2 separate regions of the Homo sapiens genome follow, and region 2 is linked to region 1. The links are chromatin loops, found by intact Hi-C in ENCODE. Cell type or tissue: IMR-90. All regions are shown on one strand. Links, peaks and the distances in the headings refer to the core of each region. The heading gives the core; the rest is flanking DNA. Region 1 has its middle 110 kb from the start of MIR548BA. Region 2 has its middle 89 kb from the start of FSHR.

Region 1 (11,486 bases), core at 3,816-8,815:
TCGCACCCCCCTCCGTTCTCTTCTTTCCCTTACCTGCTTCCTCACACTGATTCAAAATCTCCCCCATGGCCCGGGCACGGTGGCTCACACCTGTAATCCCAGCACTTTGGGAGGCCGAGCCAGGTGGGTCACCTAAGGTCAGGAGTTCGAGACCAGCCTGGCCAACATGGTGAAACCCTATCTCTACTAAAAATACAAAAATTAGCCAGGTGTGGTGGTGGGTGCCTATAATCTCAGCTGCTCAGGAGGCTGAGGCAGGGGAATTGCTGGAACCCAGGAGGCAGAGGTTGTAGTGAGTTGAGATCATACCGTTGCACTCCAGCCTGGGCAACGACAGAAAGACTCCATAAAATGAAAAAAAAAAAAAAAGAACAAAAAACAATCTCCTTCATATCACCTTCATATCAGTACCTCACAACACCTGAAATCCCCATCCTATCAATCAGATGCATGATGGTGGAAAGAGCGTGAAACATGTCCAAAGTCCTAGTTTGAACTAGCTTGAAGTTTGAACTCTACCCTTCACCCTGTTTTGGAAAGAATGTGTGAGTTGGAGTATGTGAAAGAATGTCAGAAACTGCCCAAACATCATGAATATGGGTCCAGCTGGAATACAAATGTTGTTGGGAACAGTCTCTAACTAATGGGATTTAATTAGCTGAGCTCCTTCCACCACATCACTTTACCCTTAGGGAATGGGTGCACACAGCGCTTGTGTGATGCAGCTGGAAGAGTCAGGGCACTGGGGAGCCAGAGTGAATCCATGTGGAATCAGTGCTTACTAGGCAGCCAGACGGGCAGCATTAAAGCTTTGGGGACGTGGGTGCTTAAGGAGAAGAAACAGCCAAAAGGAAATGAAGGAGCATTAAACAGCAACCCAGCCATGTCACGTGACTCACACTCCTCCTGCGCCAGAGCCCAGTGTGAGCCCCTGTCTGACAGTCAGTCACAGAGGACCCAGCAGCAAGGCATGATTATCAACAGAAATCAGCTTAGCAAAATGCAGCTGTAACCCCAGAGGGCACAACTGTGACCCTTTCTGCCAACATTGTTCAAATGCAAGGACAGAGATGGTTTTCCAGAAGGCAATGACTGCAAGAGCTGTCCACCCCAGACCTGCGAAGAAAAGTAAAGCCATAGGGAAATGGGGACTATAAGAGATAAGGATATAAGGCCTTGTGATGCTTTGGATAAGGAAAGAGATATAATAACTTTAGATGTAGACAAAATATTTTAGTTAGGAATATATGCTAAAAATGAAATGGCAATGACTGAATGAAAACACAATAAAGATAGAAATAGATCTTTTAGCTTCTGAAAGCTAAAACTATAAAACTTTTCTGTAAAACTGTCTTTACAAGTTTATAGCAAGCCAAGATTTCCTAGTCAGAACTCAAAAAGCATTAATATATAAAAAATTGATAAATTGGGCTTGATCAAGTTTAAACATTTCTGTTCATCAAAAGACACATTAAGAAAATGAAAAGGCAGGGCAAACCTGTGAAAAAACACTTAAGACACCTCTAACCCAGGACTCATATCCAGAATACATAAAGAACTCCTGCAAATAAACAATAGAAAGATAACCCAACAAATAAGGGAGGGCAAACACATCTACTTTAGGACCCAGCAGCTCCTCTTCTAGTTACTTACACAAGAGAAATTTTGAATGTACATAACAAAAAGGTATACAGCAGCCTTATTCATAAAAACCAAAAACTGGAAAAGCACCCAAATGTCCATCAAAAGGTGAATAGATAAATAAATTGTGGTATATTTGTACCATGGAATACTGCTCGGCCATAAAAAATGAATAAATTACTGATATACAGCACATAATGATGACTCAATCTCAAAAACACTATATTAAGTGAATGAAGGCAGAGCCAAAGAGTAAATACTGTATTTTTCCATATATATAAAGTTCAAGAACAGGAAAAACTGATGCACAATGATATAAGTCCAAAAGCAGTCATCTCAGGGATAGAGGGTTGACTGAAAAGGAGCACTGTCTATAATAACGGAAATAGTCTATGTTTTGTGTGGCAGTTACACAGATGTAAAGAATTATCAAACCGATCAAATGAACACTTAATATCTATGCATTTTGTTGTATGTAAATTATACCTCAACTTATTTTAAGTCCACAAAAGAAATCTAACTGTGTTCCTTTAGTAACAATTAGAAAATATAGTAGAAAAAGGGAAAAAAATCCTCACAATAGCAATAACTGTAAGGTACCCAAGAGTACATACAATAAGGACAAGACTTTCACAAGAAAACGTAAAACTTATTGAGAGAAGGCCTAAGTAAACGAGGAGATAAATTACGTTCATCAATGTGAATTTTCAATACTACAAATGTATCAATTCATTCCCAAATGAATGTATAAATTCAATACAATTCAATGAAATTCCAAACTTTACTTCATGGGTAGGGATTTATAGAACTTTAGAGATCAATTTGGCTATAGTAAAAATGCGCTTATCGGCTGGGCACGGTGGCGGCTCATGCCTGTAATCCCAGCACTTTGGGAGGCCAAGGTGGGCAGATCAAAAGGTCAAGAGGTCAAGACCATCCTGGCCAACATGGTGAAACCCCATCTCTACTAAAAATACAAAAATTACCTGGGTGTGGTGGTGTGTGCCTGTAATCCCAGCTACTCGGGAGGCTGAGGCAGAAGAATTGCTTGAACCCAAGAGGTGGAGGTTGCAAGGTTGCAGTGAGCCGAGATCGCACCACTGCACTCTGGCCAAATATGCCCCAAGGAAGACTTAGAATATTCACTTCTGGGAATATGCCCCAAGGAAGACTTAGTCTTATGCACAAGAAGACACATATGAGAATGACCATTGCACCATTCTTTAAGAAATGCCAATAAATATATAAGTTGCTTTTAATTATTTCTGATTGTTGAACTGTTTCCTTATAGTTGAAAAACGGGTCTGAGGCTGACTTTTTGGATTCAATGATAAATCTTTTGTGGGATAATTTCATGGTTAATTTTTAAAAATAAATCTTTGTGTACTCAAAATAATGTGCATTCTGTGTTTGTTCATTATTTATTCACCTTTCCTCCTGGAGTCATTGCATCCTTTTGGATTTAATTGGATTTAATTGCTTCATCCAAAATTCACTTAATTCACTTAACTCCAGGAGTTCTTTCAAAATGATAGTAATTATGTGTATTTCAATTTCACATTATAGTAATAATTTGGCCCATCATGAAATTTTAGTTTTACTGTCTTCTTTTCTTCTTCAACACTTTGAAGATATTAACTCATTGCTTTCCCACATCTAATGTAGCTGCTGAAAACTATGATTGTAATCTAATTTTCATGTTCCTTTTGGGTAATATGCTTTTTATCTTGAAGCCTTTTAGAATGTTCTATTTTTAATATTCTTTAATGTTACTGTAGAACATTTCTATGTGAGGAGGTCACCTCTCCTGTTCAGCACTCTGTGTCCTTTCCATTTGAGGTCTATTTTTCTTCCTACACGATGCTCTTGGAAGGATACTTACACTTCAACTTCAGTCCTCCATATTTGTTGACTTGCATTCTTTCTATCTCTTTATCCTTTTCCAATGTCTTCTGAGGAAGTTCCCGGCCTCAATATTTCAGTCTACTGATATATTATTTTGCTGTATGCATTCTGATATGTGGCCCATCTATTGAGCAATCTCAGCAATTATGTTTAGACCCTCAATATCTCCAATTTGTTCTTCATATTTTCTTCTCCCTGTTTGTTTCAAGAGTCTCCTTTATGTTTCTAAGGATAATTACTACACCTTCTTTTTTTTAAATTATTGTCCATTCTGTTTCCTCTGGTTTAGCTTATTTATTTTGTTAAATTACTTTCACGGAACTCTTACTATTCACATCTTACCATTTTTCCTCGTAAGCTCATCTTTTATTTCTTTAGACTATTGACTGCTTTTGCAAATGATGTCTATGTGGGAGAGGGGTAAACACTTAGGCCTTGCCCTTTTCTCTATGTGAGTTGGAGGAGGATGGTCTTCAAGGCAGAAAGTCTCAAAGGTTGCAACATGAATTCAGCCATCCTCCAAACCCCACCACCACTCCACCAAACACTCTCTGGCCTCTCATCACCAGGCGTGTTCTTAAGAACAAAAAGCCTGTGTAATTTCCTACTCCACTTGGTGGAAGGAGAAGGCAAGAATGCTCAGGGGACATCCAGGTGTTGTCACTACTAGCTTCACATTTTGACTCCAGAGCTGCCCTGATGTTACCCTGCCACTTCTGCCTGATTCTGTTGCTTTCCTGCCCATAGATCTAGGCAACCGGTCACCCAGAGTACTGTGGGGAAAAGAAAGGAAACACTAGAAAGCTTTCTGCCACCCGGATGTCTCTGGCTTTCCTCCTCTCCAGGCTGTCGTTTCTCCCAGCCTGGCAGCCAAACACATTCATCTTCCTAAGAGTTCTCACATTTTCATGTTAGCTAATAAAAATGGTTGAGATCTGCCAGCGTTTTCCCTGCTGCTGTTCTCCATTGTTGGGTTCAGAAAAGAAAACCAACAATTTGCAAAGACTTGAGCCATGTGGGACTCCAAAAATAGTAAGGCTACATAACAAAAACTTTGTCATTAATACCCTATCTCTTACAATTTATTTTAAAAAGTTTATCTTGGCTAAGTACAGAGCTAAGTATGTTCTAGCTGAACTCAGCCTACACAGCTTTCCTGACCATCGTCAAACCAAAGAGAGAGTTTCAGAATCAATTGAGTTTGATCAAAGTTCACCAGGAGTACTTTAGAGAGAATATTTGACTACTTTTAGCCATTTCTCAGGGCAGGCACAGTGGTTCATGCCTATAATCCCAGCACTTTGGGAGGCCGAGGAGAGAGGATTGCTTGAGGCCAGGAATTCAAGACCAGCCTGGGCAACATAGGAAGACCCTGTCTTTTTTAAAAAAATGTTTAATTAGCTGGTTGTTGTGGTACATGTCTGTATTCCCAGCTACTTGGGAGACTGAGGCAGGAGGAGTATCACCTGAGCTCAGGAGTTCAAGGTTACAGTGGGCTATGATCATGCCACTGTAGTCTATTTCTAGCCCGAGTAACAAAGTGAGACCCTATCTCAAAACAAACAAAACAACGAAAATTTCTCAAAGGCAGAAACTCATGAGAGGAGTGAATAGACAGTCACAAAACCATATCCTCTATAGGGTACAGTTCCTGCCATAATTTAATTCATTTTTTTCTCTCAGCATATGCTTTCAAACTCCCGTCTCTCTTTAGCTGTTCCTTTCCTTCCAGGAAAGATCAAATCTTCATCTATTTTGATTCTATTCTATTCTAATAAGAAGATATAGAATGGTTAGGATAAAGTCTTTCATGGCTTCTCCTATCAGAAAGGATACAATCCAGTTCCTTCAAGTAATTCTGGGTAATCACTAATTACTCTGAAACCGAGCAAGACGCTTTCTGTGGCTCCATTATGGAATTTCTGGATTAGAGAGGACAGAATCAAATTCCTTTTCTCTGCCAAAGGCTATTTATCATTTGAAAAGCATCCTGTGAAAAACTGAGAAAAACAGTTATAACTTGAGCCTCCAAGAAATTTACCCCACTAAGGACATTATTTTCTCCTAGTAAAATAGTATCAATTTATAAGCCAAATAATTTATTTCTGCATAACTGGCTAAGATGTCCCTCATACAAGGCCCTTTGATTAAGCATGAAATAAAACCCACTGCCATTATTTATTATATTGACTCTCAGATTGAAAATAAGGCCTTAACATTGAATAAAGATGTATCATAAGCCCTCCTTATGTCCCTCAACTGTAAAATTGGAACACAAGACCATCATCATGGCTTTTTATGAGGCTTCAGTGACAACTAAGGGGGTTCAACTAATCAATAATAATAATGGAATTCCCAACAATGAACATCTTCTACTTCACCTTTCTGTGGCTCTAGACACACATGCAGACACACACACACCCCACAATGCCTTTATAGAACATTTTCCCTTTCAGTTTTTTCCTCTATTCCTTTCTCTACTCTCAGTCTGTAGCAAAGACTCTCACTCCCGGTTCTCCCAGTGAGAGAAAGATCTTTTACTAAGACTCCATCCACGTGACCAAGGAAGAAAGTTAAAATTAGAAAAAAAGTAGACCAAGACCAACCAAGATTCCTCAGTGCCTTCTTTCTTCTCCTACTGTAGACACACTACACCTCCACCTCTTTTTCCCCACCACTAAAAGAACAGGAAAAGGTCTTGGGGAAAACTGGCACAGCCGCTGACAAGGTAGATATCATCATCTCCCATTTTACAGGTGAAGTAGCTGAAGCCCTTGGAAGGAAAATGACTTCCCAAATATGCTACAAGCAGCAACAGGTGAACTAGAATGCAGATTTTGTGCTTCCTAAGACAGTATTCTCCCCATTTCCCCCACTGTAGGTTTCTAACCAGGTACTCAAGTGTTCTCAGTTCATCATAGTCTGTATAGTCAGAAGGACACTAACATTCCCTAATTTTTATTACTTCAAGTATCAACCATTTCACAACACCAAAAAAGCTTCTCTATGTCAATGTAATAGGTTTCAACCACCTGCAGTCGACTGTATGCCACCCTTTGTTAGTGGGCAGCTTGCCAGGCTAATACAAGATCACCATCTAGTGGTGAAATCAAGTAACTACAGGCTACACAGTAAATCAGATTCTTCTCTGCACCCCCCACATCTAACCCCAAGCCTATGGGCTAAGCCACTGCTTATGTTATTTTCAGCAAACTTCCAGAAATAATTTACAAATAAAATTGATAATTTTCCATTACATAAAACATGACATAATTTTAAAATTCTTTTGAGATTTAGGCATCTACCAGGTCAATATAAATATACTTAGACTCACATACACATAATTTTCTACCTGCCCAGCTGATTGCTCTTAGCAGCCTGCAGCTTGACATCCAGTGAGGCTCCAAGTGAAAACTAGAGATGAACCACATTGCAGATGGTTGTAGATAATCACAACTTCAGGTAAGTGCTGGACTCTACTTTCATTAAAGTTGTTCCAGAGGCAGTATCAGAAAGTACTCTCCAAACAAAAATAGCTGCTTCTAAAAAGAATGTGAATGTTGATTTCACTCCCAAACAAGTATTTCTTGAACATCTATTATAAGCTACAAAAAATAATATGAAGTATCTTAGATAAGCATTGAACGGTCCTTTAGCAATCTAGATTCTGCCCACTACTCATTATTTTATGGAACCTGCTACCATCATAGTAAACAAATATACATATTTTAAACACAAAACTCTATAATCATTTTTTAACACAATCACCATGAGCTTCTCTGCCGCCCTTAACACCGTTGACAAAGTACTCATCCTAAAAGCCTCTCCCATTTTTAATTCTTAGACCTGCACACCTCTGATAATGCTTCTAGTTTTTAGTCTCCCCATGCCTCCCAACAATGTATGTATCCTCCAAGGATATAACCTGGGGCTCCCTGTCTTTTTTTGTCTTTATTTTCACAATCTATCACATTTATGATTTTGACTATAGTATCCGTATATCCATTCCTGACGTCTACTCTAAGCTCTAGTTTAACTTTTTTTTTTTTTTTTGAGACGGAATCTCGCTCTGTCACCAGGCTGGAGTACAATGGCGGGATCTAGGCTCACTGCAACCTCCACCTCTCGGGTTCAAGCGATTCTCCTGCCTCAGTCTCCCAAGTAGCTGAGACTACAGGTGCACCACTACGCCCAGCTAATTTTTGTATTTTTAGTAGAGACAAGGTTTCACCATGTTGGCCAGGATGGTCTCTATCTCTTGAACTCATGATCTGCCCGCCTCGGCCTCCCAAAATGCTGGGATTACAGGCGTGAGCCACCGCGCCGGACCTAGTTTCACTTTTTTAATTGTCTTGTGGCTATCTCCCACCGGAACTTCAAACTCAACGTACCCAAATCAGAGATCACAGCTTTGCTCCCAACTTCATTTCTCTTTGCTCATCATTTCAATCCATCAGGCTCCACACTTCGCTGTTACTTTAACTCCTTCCTTTCCCAGTGCCCTCTATCTAATCAGTTCCCAGGGCAGTCAGCACTACATCTGCACTGATTGCTCATCATCCCAGTTTTCCATTTCTCTCCAGGGTCACTACTGTGATTCATGTTCTTATTCTCTCCTACTCTGACCACATCTGTCAGCACATATTTGTTCTAAGCATATTTTTGAAGAAATGACCATATACCAGACACTGACTAGGTATTGGGAATATAGCAGGAACCAAACAAGACAACAGCCTTCCTCTGATGGGCCTTATGTGTTATTGTAGGGAAAGAAAAAACAAAGGAGGAGCAAAGAAAGGCATACAGGAAAACTTCAACATTCTCTCCCTCAACTCTTTTATTCAACAGAACAAGATGCTCTATTACCATCTCATGCCGTATTCTGCACTAAAGTGAACTGTAATGAAACCCAGAAAATTTGAGAGACATTTTACATAGCTAATGGTAAAAAAGAGGAAAAGCAAATGCCTATATTGTTTCCCTAAACCTCAACTCTTGCTTAACTTTATAAAGTCATTTTTATATGTTAAGAAACAACTCCTAAACATTTGAGGGAAGACGGAGTTAATTAGCCAAAAAAAAAAAAAAAAGTGTACTTATGCCTTGCTGTAGCTAAGACTGTGAAACAACAAGCTTTTGTTACTAGGAGGAGAATTAGTTGTGTGTGCCTGTTTCGATCATTTCGTTGGAAACCTAAAAATCTAAATTATGGGTATTATACTTGAAAGGATTAGCTCATCAAATTGATGCTTATTGAGCCTAAAAAGCAATCAACAAGACTTGTGTTTTTTCATAGTCCCAACATTAATTGCTGATTTTAAGGACTTATATACTTGAGTGATTGATTTATCCATTCTTTCATTCATTCACTGAACAAATGTTTATAAAATGTCTACTATGCGCCAGGGATGGGGCTGATTTCTGGGGTAGAGAAATATGATGTTGTAATTATCCTTAAGAAATTTGCATTCTAGCATGACAAGAAATTGTGAAACAATGAGAAAGATGAAAGCTATAATTACAAATCAGACAAGGTTCTACACAGAAGGTTCTGTGGAAGACGGTAGGGTGGAGTCCCACAAATGTTCACCAAAAAGAGACACCTAGGTTGGGCCTTGAAGGATGAATGTTTTTCAGTCAAGAGGAAGAAGAATGTCACAGACAGAAGGAAGAGGATGTACTCAGAGCATGGAACAGCAGAACATTTTCCACTGGGGCAACTGCTAATAGATGACATGATAAGAGCTCCTACTTCAGACGACAGAGGAGGAATGGACCAGCTACCAAACTTGAGCAGAAATATCAATATGGTATCAGACTTGCACAAAATTAGCAGATATTGGCCAGTTTCCGGTGTTAGCTTGTTTGACACGTACTCAAATGACCAACAACCATGCAATATGAATAGACATATGCATGAATCTATTCCAGTAGCATCAGTCAGTGGTAAACTTTCAGACTTGTGAGTCTGTCTTTAACCACTTCACAATTCCTACACAACCTTAAATTAACATACCGTGAATGTGCTTGGTTTGTCTAAGGCAACCATGAATTTATTAAAAGGAATTTTTGTTCTCCCTGCCAGTTTGTGTTATCTAGTATTTGGCTGTTTGTGTTGTTACCACAGCAACATTTGGACAGATAAATTTGGCACAGAACATGTGGTACTGCTAAAATACCGCTTTATGAAGTACTTTCTGGTACTATTTCCACCAGGATAGTCAAAGATAATGTAAGGGAGCCACTGTCTGGGCAGGAATCAAAACAGAAAAGGGGATAAAAAATAAGGCACTGGGTTAGATAAGGGCTTCGTGGACCATGTCCTGTAGCAAGTGATCAATAGTTCTTTCTGGAACAGTCTCTGAGGCAAACCGTGGGTTAAATGATGCTAATAATGCCAACGTGAACTTGGCCCTCCCAAAGGAGGAAAGGGTAGTCAGGTTTTCCAACCTAATTGGCCGTCAATCACTTTTTCACCTAGAGGCTCAGTGACCTTCCAATGAAACACACATTTAAGAAATGCTGGGTTAGATAATCTTATAGCTTCAAAAAATTATATCAACAGAAGATACTTAAATGCATATTACTAAGCAAAAGACGCTTATCTTAAAAGACTACATATCACATGATTTTAACTATATGACATTCTGGAAAAGGCAAATCTATGGAGACAGTAAAAAGATCAACAGTTGCCAGGGGTTAGGGATGGAGAGATGGAGGGAAGAGCACAGAGGATTCTAGGGACGGCGAAACTACTCCACATGATACCATAATGGTGGACACGTCCATTTGTCCAGACCCATAGAATGTACGTCAAGAGGGAACCCTAATGTAAACTATGGGCTTGGGTGATAATGACATGTCAATGTAGCTCCACTGACTGTGACACATGTGCCACTCTGGTGGGGGAAGCTGTGGGTGCAGTGGGGAGGCTGTGGGTGTGTGGGGCAGAGAGTATATGATACTGCCCTAAGTTTTCTGCTTAATTTTGCTGTGAATCTAAAAGGGCTCTAAAAATTAAAGTTTTTCAAAAAAAATTATATTACATTCTACATGGAATAACTACAAAATTAGAGGAACATCTTCTCACTGAGCTGTGATCCTCAAGGTCCCTTTTCTATATAGTAAAAACAGTATTTGGATTTTGTTTTGTTTTTTCAGTTACAGCCTTACCTGCATTTTTAAACACAACTTTCAGGTATTTGGGGACTACATTATTACCAAATCTTGGCTTTGGGAGTACATTATATAGGTCTTATGAACTCATTTCTACTGAGAATGAATTTACTTGCCCCACGTGTCTCTGTACCTAATTGTCAGGAAATGTCTACTTTTTTTGTTGGGGGTTGGGGGGGTGCGTATTTCTCTATTTCTCCTCAAGCTGTAGGCACAATTATTGAATAAGCCCTGTACTAGGTACTGTGGTAAAAAGACAAGAAGTAGAAATCTTGGTCCCTTAAACACAAAGAGTTTGCAAACTGATTGGGGAAAATTAAAAATTGCAAGGGGCAGAGATGAGACAATTAGAAAAATATATCTAAGATTGATTGGCCAGGCATAATAGTAGGCCTAGGTATTTAGTAATAAGATGTGGCCCTTCTCCTCATGGAGCAGAAGTCTATGTAGGGAGAAAAATGTTAAATCAGCAAAAACACAAACAAGCATATGTGATAAGTGGCACAAAAAGAGCATGTGTCATGTAGCCTAATGAAGCTAATTTTGGATCTGGAGTAGGCTTCTCTCACGATGTGACATTAGTCCATTGAAAAGCCAGGGAGTGGTGTTCTAGGCAAAGGAAGAGCATGTGCAAAGTCTGAGATGAGAAACTGCTTTCAGTTCCTGAAAAGATGCATTGCAAAGGGGAGTGGGCATAAGGGGAAAATGGAGAGGTGAGCAAGGCCCAGCATGCAGGGCCTTGAGGCCAAGGGAAGGAATTTGCC
Region 2 (11,486 bases), core at 4,100-9,099, 300 kb before region 1:
CTATTTATTCATTTTTTCATTCAATAAATATTTTGAGCACTGACTATTTGCCATGAACAGTAGAAGAGCTTAAGACGGAGAAAGGCTTATTTATTCACAGCTACTATTCTCAAAGAGCTTAGAAGGTAATTACATATAAACTTGTTTTAAAATAAGTTTACATAGTGGAAGTGGCATTAGAGAGTCACCAATTGGGTATTAAAAATTAATTGTAAGCATGTCAAACAATGAGACATTAGTTAAACAGGTTATGGTACATGTTGTAATGGAATGTGATAAAATCATTTTAAAAATTAGGTTCCTGAATTCTACTTAAGAGCAAAAACAAATGTTCACAGTACACTAAATGAAAAATCAGGTTTAAAACACTGCATCAGTTATACACTAACATTTGGTGACTTAAAATAACAATATATTATATCTCATAATTTTTTGGTTGGCTAAGCAGTCATTCTGTGGGATTCTCATGGGATGACTCACACAGCTGTGCTATGCAATGCAGCAACAGGGTTACTCAAGGCCTGGCTCATCTGGGACAAGTGGGATGACTGGACTTTTCTATAAATGTGGTCTTTTATTCTCAAGAAAGCTAGATCTGGAGCTGACCAAGTCTTCTGTTTGCTGGTGTCCCACTGATTTAAGTAAGTCACACGGCTCACCCCAGAGTTAGTGTGGGAAGGGACACTCTGCCAGGACTTAGCATACATGGAAGTTTGACACATTGGGAAACGTATAATCTACCACAAATTGCATGCCCTTTATATTCATATCATAACACACATACATTCTCACGCATACAGTCTGAAAGAAATACACAAAAATATTATCTTTGAGAGGGGAAAGAGGTTACAAATGTTTTATTTCTTTTTATTATACTTTAAGTTTTGGGGTACATGTGCATACCCCAGTGTGCAGGTTTGTTATGTAGGTATACATGTGTCATGTTGCTTTGCTGCACCCATAAACTCGTCATTTACATTCGGTATTTCTCCGAATGTTATCCCTCCCCCAGGCCCCCACCTGCCAACAGGCCCCAGTGTGTGATGTTCCCCTCCCTGTGTCCATGTGTTCTCATTGTTCAACTCCCACTTATGAGTGAGAACATGCAGTGTTTGGTTTTCTCTTCTTGTGTTACTCTGCTGAGAATGATGGTTTCCAGCTTCATCCACGTCCCTGCAAAAGACATGAACTCATCCTTTTTATGGCTGCATAGTATTCCATGGTGTATATATGCCACGTTTTCTTTATCCAATCTATCACTGATGGGCATTTGGGTTGATTCCAAGTCTTTGCTATTGTGCACAGTGCTGCAATAAACATACATGTGCATGTGTCTTTATAGTAGAATGATTTATAATCCTTTGGGTTTATACCCAGTAATGGGATTGCTGGGTCAAATGGTATTTCTAGTTCAAGATCCTTGAGGAATCGCCACACTGTCTTCCACAATAGTTGAACTACTTTACACTCCCACCAACTGTGTAAAAGAATTCCTATTTCTCCACATGCTCTCCAGCATCGGTTGTTTCCTGATTTTTAATGATCACCATTCTAACTGGCATGAGATAGTATCTCACTGTGGTTTTGATTTGCATTCCTCTAATGAACAGTGATGATGAGCATTTTTTCGTAAGTTCATTGGCTGCATAAATGTCTTCTTTTGAGAAGTGTCTGTTCATATCCTTCACCCATTTTTTTATGGGGTTGTTTTTTCCTTCTAATTTTGTTTAAGTTCCTTGTAGATTACGGATATTAGCCCTTTGTCAGATGGATAGATTGCAAAACTTTTTTCCCAATCTGTAGGTTGCCTGTTCACTCTGCTGATAGTTTCTTTTGCTGTGCAGAAGCTCTTTAGTTTAATTAGATCCCATGTCTATTTTGGCTTTTGTTGCCATTGTTTGGTGTTTCCGTCATGAAGTCTTTGCCCATGCCTATGTCCTGAATGGTATTGCCTAGGTTTTCTTCTAGGGTTTTTATGGTTTTAGTCTTATATTTAAGTCTTTAATCCATCTGAAGTCAATTTTTGGATAAGGTGTAAAGAAGGGATCCAGTTTCAGCTTTCTACATATGGCTAGCCAGTTTTGCCAGCACCATTTATTAAATAGGGAATCCTTTCCCCATTTTTTATTTTGTCAGGTTTGTCAAAGATCAGATGGTTGTAGATCTGTGGTGTTATTTCTGAGGCCTCTGTTCTGTTCCATCAGTCTATATATCTGTTTTGGTACCGGTACCATGCTGTTTGGTTACTGTAGCCTTGTAGTATAGTTTGAATTCAGTCAGCTAGCATGATTCCTCCAGCTTTGTTCTTTTTTGCTTAGGATTGTCTTGGCAATGCGGGCTCTTTTTTGGTTCCATATGAACTTTAAAGTAGGGTTTTCCAATTCTGTCAAGAAAGTCAGTGGTAGATTGATGGGGAAAGCACTGAATCTATAAATTACTTTGGGCAGTATGGCCATTATCCAGATATTGATTCTTCCTATCCATGAGCATGGAATATTTTTCCATTTGCTTGTGTCCTCTTTTATTTCATTGAGCAGTGGTTTGTAGTTCTCCTTGAAGAGGTCCTTCACATCCCTTATAAGTTGGATTCCTAGGTATTTTATTATCTTTGTAGCAATTGTGAATGGGAGTTCACTCATGATTTGGCTCTTTGTTTGTCTGTTATTGGTGTGTATAAATGCTTGTGATTTTTGCACACTGATTTTGTATCCTGAGACTTTGCTGAAGTTGCTTATCAGCTTAAGGAGATATTGGGCTGAGACAATGGGGTTTTCTAAATATACAATCATGCCATCTGCAAACAGAGACAATTTGACTTCCTCTTTTCCTAATTGAATACCTTTCTTTCTTTCTCTTGCCTGATTGGCCTGGACAGAACTTCCAACACTATGTTGAATAGGAGTGGTGAGAGAGGCCATCCTTGTCTTGTGCCAGTTTTCAAAGGGAATGTTTCCAGTTTTTGCCCACTCAGTATGATATTGGCTGTGTGTTTGTCATAAATAGCTCTTACTATTTTGAGATATGTTCCATCAATACCTAGTTTATTGAGAGGTTTTAGCATGAAGGGCTGTGGTTGAATTTTGTCGAAGGCCTTTTCTGTATTTATTGAGATAATTGTGTGGCTTTTTTCATTGGTTCTGTTTATGTGATGGATTATGTTTATTGATTTGCATATGTTGAACCAGCCTTGCATCCCAGGGATGAAGCCCGCTTGATCATGGTGGATAAGGTTTTTGATGTGCTGCTGGATTTGTTTTGCCATTATTTTACTGAGGATTTTCTCATCAATGTTCATCAGGAATATTGGCCTAAAATTTTCTTTTTTGTGTGTCTCTGCCAGGTTTTGGTATCAGGATGATGCTGGCCTCATAAAATGAGTTAGGGAGGATTCCTCTTTTTCTATTGTTTGGAATAGTTTCAGAAGGAATGGTACCAGCTCCTCTTTGTACCTCTGGTAGAATTCTGCTGTGAATCTGTCTGGTCCTGAACTTTTTTTAGTCAGTAGGCTATTAATTATTGCCTTGATTTCAGAACCTGCTATTGGTCTATTCAGAGATTCCACTTCTTCCTGGTTTAGTCTTGGGAGGGTGTATGTGTCCAGGAATTTATCCATTTCTTCTAGATTTTCTAGTTGATTTGTGTAGAGGTGTTTACAGTATTCTCTGATGGTAGTTTGTATTTCTGTGGGATGGGTGGTGGTATCTCCTTTACCATTTTTTATTGCGTCTATTTGACTTTTCTCTCTTTTCTCATTTATTAGTCTTGCTAGCAGTCTATTTTGTTGATCTTTCAAAAAACCAGCTCCTGGACTCATTGATGTTTTGAAGGGATTTTTGTGTCTCTATCTCCTTCAGTTCTGCTGTGATCTTAGTTATTTCGTATCTTCTGCTAGCTTTTGAATTTGTTTGCTCTTGTTTCTCTATTTCTTCTAAATGTGACATTAGGGTGTCGATTTTAGATCTTTCCTGCTTTCTCTTGTGGGCATTTGGTGCTATAAATTTCCCTTTATGCACTGCTTTAAGTGTGGCCCAGAGATTCTTTGTGTCCCAGACACAAAGAACGTTGTGTCTTTGTTCTCAGTGGTTTCAAAGAACATCTTTATTTCTGCCTTCCTCTCGTTATTTACCCAGTAGTCATTCAGGAGCAGGTTGTTCAGTTTCCGTGTAGCTGTACGGTCTTGAGTGAGTTTCTTAATCCTGAGTTCTAATTTGATTGCACTGTGGTCTAAGAGACAGTTTTTTGTGATTTCTGTTCTTTTACAGTTGCTGAGGAGTGTTTTACTTCCAATTATTTGGTCAATTTTAGTAATAAGTGTGATGTGGTGCTGAGAAAAATGTATATTCTATTGATTTGGGGTGGAGAGTTCTGTAGACTTCTATTAGGTCTGCTTGGTCCAGAGCTGAGTTCAAGTCCTGGATATCCTTGTTATTTTCTGTCTCTTTGATCTAATATTGACAGTGTGGTGTTAAAGTCTCCCACTATTATTGTGTGGGAGTCTAAGTCTCTTTGTAGGTCTCTAACTGGGTGCTCCTGTATTGGGTTCATATATATTTAGGATAGTTAACTCTTCTCATTGCAGTGATCCCTTTACCATTATGTAATTGCCTTCTTTGTCTCTTTTGATATTTGTTGGTTTAAAGTCTGTTTTTTCAGAGATTAGGATTGCAACCCCTGCTTTTTTTTTTTTTTTTTTTCCTTCCTTTTGCTTGGTAAGTCTTCCTCCATCCCTTTATTTTGAGCCTATGTGTTTCTTTGCATGTGAGATGGGTCTTCTGAATACAGCACACTGCTAGGTCTTGACTCTTCATGCTATTTGCCAGTCTCTGTCTTTTAATTGGGGTATTTAGCCCATTTACATTTAAGGTTAATATTATTATGTGTTAATTTGATGCCATCATTATGATGCTAGCTGGTTATTTTGCCCATTAGTTTATGCAGTTTCTTCATAGCATCAATAGTCTTTACAATTTGGCATGTTTTTGTGATGGCTGGTACCAGTTTTTCCTTTCCATGTTTAGTGCTTCCTTCAGGAGCTCTTGTAAAGCAGGCCCGGTGGTGACAAAATCTCTCAGCATTTGCTTGTCTGTAAGGGATTTTATTTCTCCTTCACTTATGAAGCTAAGTATGGCTGGATGTGAAATTCTAGGTTGAAAATTCTTTTCTTTAAGAATGTTGAATATGGGCTCCCACTCTCTACTTGCTTCTAGAGTTTCTGCTGAGAGATCCACTCTTAGTCTGGTGGGCTTCCCTTTGTGGGCAATCGACCTTTCTCTCTGGCTGCCCTTAACATTTTTTCCTTCATTTCAGCCTTGGTGAATCTGATGATTATGCATGTTCAGGTTGCTCTTCTTGAGGAATATCTTTGTGGTGTTCTCTGTATTTCCTGAATGTGAATGTTGGCTTGCCTTGCTTGGTTGAGGAAGTTCTCCTGGATAATACCCTGAAGAGTGTTTTCCAACTTGGTTCCATTCTCCCCATCACTTTCAGGTACACCAGTCAAATGTAGATTTGGTCTTTTCACATAGTCCCATATTTCTTGGAGGCTTTGTTCATTTCTTTTCACTCTTTTTTCTCTCACCTTGTCTTCTCACTTTATTTCATTGAGTTGATCTTCAATCACTGATATCCTTTCTTCTGCATGATTGATTTGGCTATTGAAGCTTGTGTATGCTTCATGAAGTTCTCATGCTCTGTTTTTCAACTCCATCAGGTCATTTATGTTCTTCTCTGCACTGGTTGTTCTAGTTAGCAATTCGTCTAACCTTTTTTCTTCATTTTTAAAATCTGAATTTAAAAATCTACAATGAGCATATATAGGATGCATTGTTTCTATTAAACATTTAAAGTTAGTTCAGAAAAAGTTGTCTGTTAACATATCCTGTCCAAAATGTAGAATGGTCCAATTGTTAAAATGTCTAAACAATGCACGTTTGATAGCAAAAGTACCATATGGAGACATTGGTCACGCCCTCATTCATTAGAAAGGAAATTTGCAACACTGCCATTACTATTTTGTCACAACTTTGCTAAATTGCACCCATCCAGTTAATTTTGAAGGACTGAAAATTAGATATGACTCATGTGATATTCATCAAAAATTACAGTAATATTAACATACTTTTAGGCAGTAATTTATATACACACACTTGTAGCCAAATCAAGTTATCCTCATGGGGATGACCTCATTTTTCAATAATATTCCATCTTCAAAGTTTTGCTGATGCAGTTTTTGTCTTCTTGATTGTCCTCACCCCTTTTGTGGTCAATCATTTCCTCAAGGCCCACTTTGTTCTAAAGGCTTGTTTAGCCAACACTAATATCTCCTCTTTGTACAGTCTGTTTGATCATTTGGTTATGTTGTGGCTTATCTTATGTATGTGCAGGCCCTCAATAAAACAGTGATTAATTGAATATTTGAAATCTCTCAAAAGCTCTGAGCTTCATGTTTAGCACTTGAGCAGAAAACTTTGATTATTTAAATTTCTTCAAATTTTAATAAATCAAGCATTTGGATTTTCAGAGAAAAAGAGCAATCCCAGTGATATGATTTGGCTGTGTCCCCACCCAAATATCATCTTGAATTGTAGCTCCCATAATCCACATGTGTCATGGGAGGGATCCAGTGGGAGGTAACTGAATCATGGGGGTGGGTTTTTCCCGTGGTGTTTTCTGATAGTGTATAAGTATCATGAGACCTGATGGTTTTATAAAGGGCAGTTTCCGTACACATGCTGTCTTGTCTGCTGCCATGTAAGAAGTGCTTTTGCTCTTCCTTCATCTTCCACCATGATTGTGAGGCACCCCCAGCTGTGAGACCAATAAACCTCTTTCCTTTATAAATTACCCAGTCTTGGGTATGTCTTTATTAGCATCATGAGTAGGGACTAATACACCCAGCTTCCATCCTTTCCCTTGCAGCAGGAGAGAAAGTGGTATATACTTCCTGATTATGAGCACTTCTCATTTCTTCTGAGCTGTGACATCACTTTTGGCAAGGGACTCTCCTTCCAAGTGGAATGTACTGGTATTTGAGCAGGCATATCCTCATTTTGGAGTCCTGTGAGGGGCATGTGGCAGGAAGAAGTTTTAGTAAATGAGGAAATATCTCTGCACTAGCAGCTTTTGCTTGTTGTGTACAAATTCATTTTGAAGACCCCTTATTCTCCTCTACCTCCTTCCTGAGTATCCTGCTTATCACCCGGAGATGAGAAAAGATGGTTTTGGCAGAGAGAAGACTTTCAAGTTAATATTTCCTGGAGCCAGAGCGGAGACAGACAACTACTGTTGCATTATGGAGGTATAAGTAAATGGGGTTATTTCAAAAGCAATAAAAGTTTCCTTTATTGGTTTCTCTTTTTCACACCAGTTGTTTAAATCTGAATATTTCCTAGCTTTTTGCAGATGATGAAATAGGTGGAAAGAAATGTTTAGCTAATAAAGTGCATGCTATTAGGCAAGCTGCATCATCACTTTCTTCTACCAGGATTTAAGTCTTTTCTTTTTTTAAAAATCCCTGCCACTATTCCAGGGTTCATAAGATGCCACTCCTTCAGGGGTCAGTGCCTGTTTGATTCCTGATCATGCCACAGGAATGTGATTGTAATCTCATCATCATGGTGGCCATTCTCAACAGTCCCTCTTTTCCTGGACATTATCCTCTTTCCCTGGGATTTGTATAGATAAAAGACTGCTTGGGCCGGGCGTGGTGGCTCATGCCTGTAATCCCAGCACTTTGGGGGGTCAGGGCGGGCGGATCATGAGGTCAGGAGATAGAGACCATCCTGGTTAACACAGTGAACCCTGTCTCTACTAAAAAATACAAAAAATTAGCCGGGTGTGGTGGTGGGCACCTGTAGTCCCAGCTACTTGGGAGGCTGAGGCAGGAGAATGGCATGAACCTGGGAGGCAGAGCTTGCAGTGAGCGGAGATAGTGTCACTACACTCCAGGCTGGGCGACAGAGCAAGACTCCATCTCACAAAAAAGACTGCTTATCCAGGCCAAAAGGAGTTGGTCAGGTTCAAAAGTAGAGCCTGTCCCCAGTTACGTTGTGAAGTAGGCAAAGTTGTCTTCAGTGCTTCAGGCTCCAATGTTTGGAATATCACCTTTGTGATTCCCAGGCCAGCCTGTCTCCACACTTCCCTTCTCCCTTCAGCACCAAAGAGAGTATGATTTGTGCATATACTGCATAACATGCCAAGTAAAGAAGTTGGCTGCACATCTTAATTGTCAATTCCAATAGGGACAATATTAGTCTTTCGGTTACCCACATGAGTGAGGTTCAGAAAGGGTTTCTTACCCGCCTGTGTGCCAGTTGTCATCTGAGAGGAGTGCACTGTGTGAGTCATTCTCCCCTAGCTGTTTGTTTATGTGTTAATCATTCTCAAGCCCTGTAGAGAAAGGGTTAACAGCCCAGTCCCCGGAATCAGATGCCTGAGTTAAAAGAATGGCTTTAGCACTCTCTAGCTGGTTGACATTGGGCAAATTGTTTGACTTCCTAGTGCTTGAATTTTTTTCATCTATAAAGCAGGAATAATAACCAAACCTACCTCATAAGTATGTTGTGAAGATTAAATAAATTCATACATTAAAAGCACTTTGAACAGTGTTTATCACGTTGCAATCAATGAAAGTTATTATTATAATATTTGTACTCATTTCTTAAACTACTTGAGAGTGCTCCCCTTTTCTAATGTCTCTCCTATAGTACCTAACTTAGAGGGGCTTGCTTACTCCATGACCAGGGATGGTTGGACCAGGCAAAGAACTAAGAAAAGATCTATGAAAGGAAACTAAATATAACTATTAGAATTTAATTAACATATCAAAAATGTATAGAATCACAGGACTGAAAGTAAATCAGAGATGGTTTAATCTACGGTTATCAGAAGTAGAAATATCAATGAGAATAACAGGGAGTTTAAATATACATACCATCACCCCAGTACACACACACACAAACACACACCCCAGTGCAACTCTCCCAACTTCATCCCATCCAACATCTACCAAACCCCGACCAGGGATTTGATAAGATTTGTTGAGGACCACAACTATATGTATTTTGAAAAAGACTATAGGAGGATTCTGATGTATTTCTACCGACCCCTTACCCACTGGTGTCTACACATCCTGTCTAATACTAATACTCTCAGTTTACGGAGGAGAAAAAAAATGATGACAAGAGAGGATAAATGGCTCTGCCAAAGACAAGTTGCTAATGACTGTAGAGCAGTGCTTCTCTGGCTTTTATCCCTACCCTGATAGTTTAGTTTAGGTCTCCAGCCTCTGGTGACATATGCTTGCCCCCAAATAAAATAATTTCTGGAAGCCCTCAGGGGATATTCCACTAATGCTTAAAGTCAGACGGTCCTGTTAGCCACTGCATGGTTCCTCTGTTCCTCTTCTCCCTCTCTCAATCAGCTATTTGAATTACTCATTCATGCTTTATATACATCTGGGTCCATGGCACGTCCAGGTCCTATAGCTTTTGTGGTTCCCACTGCTGTTTCTGCTGAGCATGCTGCTTGTGTTAGGCATTGCTGCCCCTCCTATTGGTATTGTCATCTCCCCCTGGGCATTCTACCCGCATTGATGCCCTGGGACTTTTAAGATGCCAAAGCTATGTGCCGTGTAGTGCTTTCTTATGTTATAGAGAAAAGCAAGATAGTGTAACTTATATTGCAGCCCACCACCAAGATTTAGCAGAACAGCTCTTTCTTTCAGCTTCTTATTTATGGCTCCTGTTTTCCTCCCTCTGTCTCTTGCTGGCATTGTGTCTGAAAATGAATAGACAAACAGGACTAAAACACAATAAGGGATTCATACAACTAAGGCTTTGTTTCCACCTTAATTTGGCTTTCTGATTCTCTCTTCTGTAAAGACAGGTGCTGTAAGACTGAATTCATAAGTTAAAAAATAGCAATAATAAAAACTAATCTTTGAGCACTTATTCTGTGTAGGCATGACATTAAGCACTTCACCAACATTAATTCATTTAATATTCATAGGCACCCTTGACAAAGGTAATATTATTATTGCTGTGAATGAATGAAACTGAAATGTGTTTAGTCACTTGCCCAAGGTCTCAAAACTGGCAATGGGCGAAGCAGATGTTCTATTCAAGTGTGCTTTCCTCCAGAATCCAAGCTCCTAATTACTTTATTTTACTGCCTAGGGCTAGACTTTAGAGAGCTTGCAAAATCACTAAAATTATATTTAAAATGATGTATGCATGTGCTTTTTACCCTCTAGAGATAAATTTCAGGTGCTCAAAGGGCAAAAAGAATGTCCTAGCATTTTGTTGAGCTTTCCTGTAGGAAGCTGTACAATCTTTTATGAAAATAGACTCCTGCTATGTCTGTCCCATTGGGTCATCAAACCTCCCCAGACATGTCTGATACTTCAGTAGTGGATCAGCTCAGGCTTCTACTGTGACAAGTAGCAGAGCCAAGATGATGTATTTAGCTATGTTAAGCTGACTCAAGCTTAACACAAGATCTTGTGCCTCTCATTTTCCTACCTTCATAGATTTTTTACCTGAAACCTTTCTGGGTTACTGAAGATCCTATGGAATCAGGGGGTTGAAGAGATGGAAACATAAAGAATCCAACCCACTGTGAGAAGATTAAAAGCCCAGTTGCTGGAAACCACCTCTCTCGGGCCAGGGTAACAGCATGCCTCCCCACCTGTGTCTGCTCAGGCAGCCCCTTGGGGTAACTTAGCATGCTGCAGCTGCGCAGATTTCCATCTCTGATATAAGTTTGCCTGAGAGGTACTTGCTGATGATTGTTAACAATCAAATGAATTATAGATGATATTGGTAAACAAAATGCTGCCATGATAAATGATAAGTTGGCTCTCCTCTGACATGACTGCTAAGTCATTCAAAGTGCTGATTAAACCCATTACTGTAAAATAATCACTATCCATTACCTTTAATGTCGTGAGCTGACAACCTAGTTAAGGCAGCTGATGGTGTCAGCAAAATGATTTGTTGTACTGCATGTCCATCGTCAATAAATCACTTCGATAAATCAATGAACAGTAGCAATAAAACAATATATTTTCATATTTCCTGACATTCAATTACAGAGTGTGTATATGGACTTAAACACAACACTGAGATGGAAGATTTCAGCATTCACCAGCAGTGAACACAGGATTAATTCTATTTTGGCCCAGACTGGAGGACGCTTGTATAATTATGTTTGTGTGTATGTGTGTGTGTGTGTACATGTATGCCTTCTTCAGCTACACTACTTACCTAGCTGCTGCTGCCAAGATAACACATTACACAAGCAAAATGATGATCCTAAAGGTGTTCCTTGTCTTGAACTTAGAAAAAGGTAATAACGTAGAATACAGAGCTGTGGACCAGGAATTAAGACCTGAGAAAGTTTTTAAGCAGCTGTTTGACCTTATGCAAGTCACTTAACTTTGCTGTGATTGTTTTTTCATCTGTAAAGTAGGGATAATATCTGTTTAC

The links. Peaks named below come from ENCODE experiments on the same cell type or tissue, not always from the same donor. Only the 100,000 strongest peaks of a DNase experiment are listed, where the experiment ranks them.
Region 2: a loop joins it to region 1, with 2.9 times the contacts of the local background. A loop is called at or near these places in 3 of 110 quality-filtered maps.

Annotation. Positions count from the first base shown.
Region 1 is chr2:48,941,818-48,953,303 of GRCh38, reverse strand. No RefSeq gene overlaps it. Among named protein-coding and RNA genes, the nearest start is that of MIR548BA, 110 kb to the left of the region's middle. In IMR-90, for the core only: a CTCF peak has its summit at 6,646 (motif pointing left); no DNase peak of the experiment used is centred there.
Region 2 is chr2:49,237,697-49,249,182 of GRCh38, reverse strand. No RefSeq gene overlaps it. Among named protein-coding and RNA genes, the nearest start is that of FSHR, 89 kb to the right of the region's middle. In IMR-90, for the core only: no CTCF peak of the experiment used is centred there; no DNase peak of the experiment used is centred there; H3K27ac peaks cover 565 bases.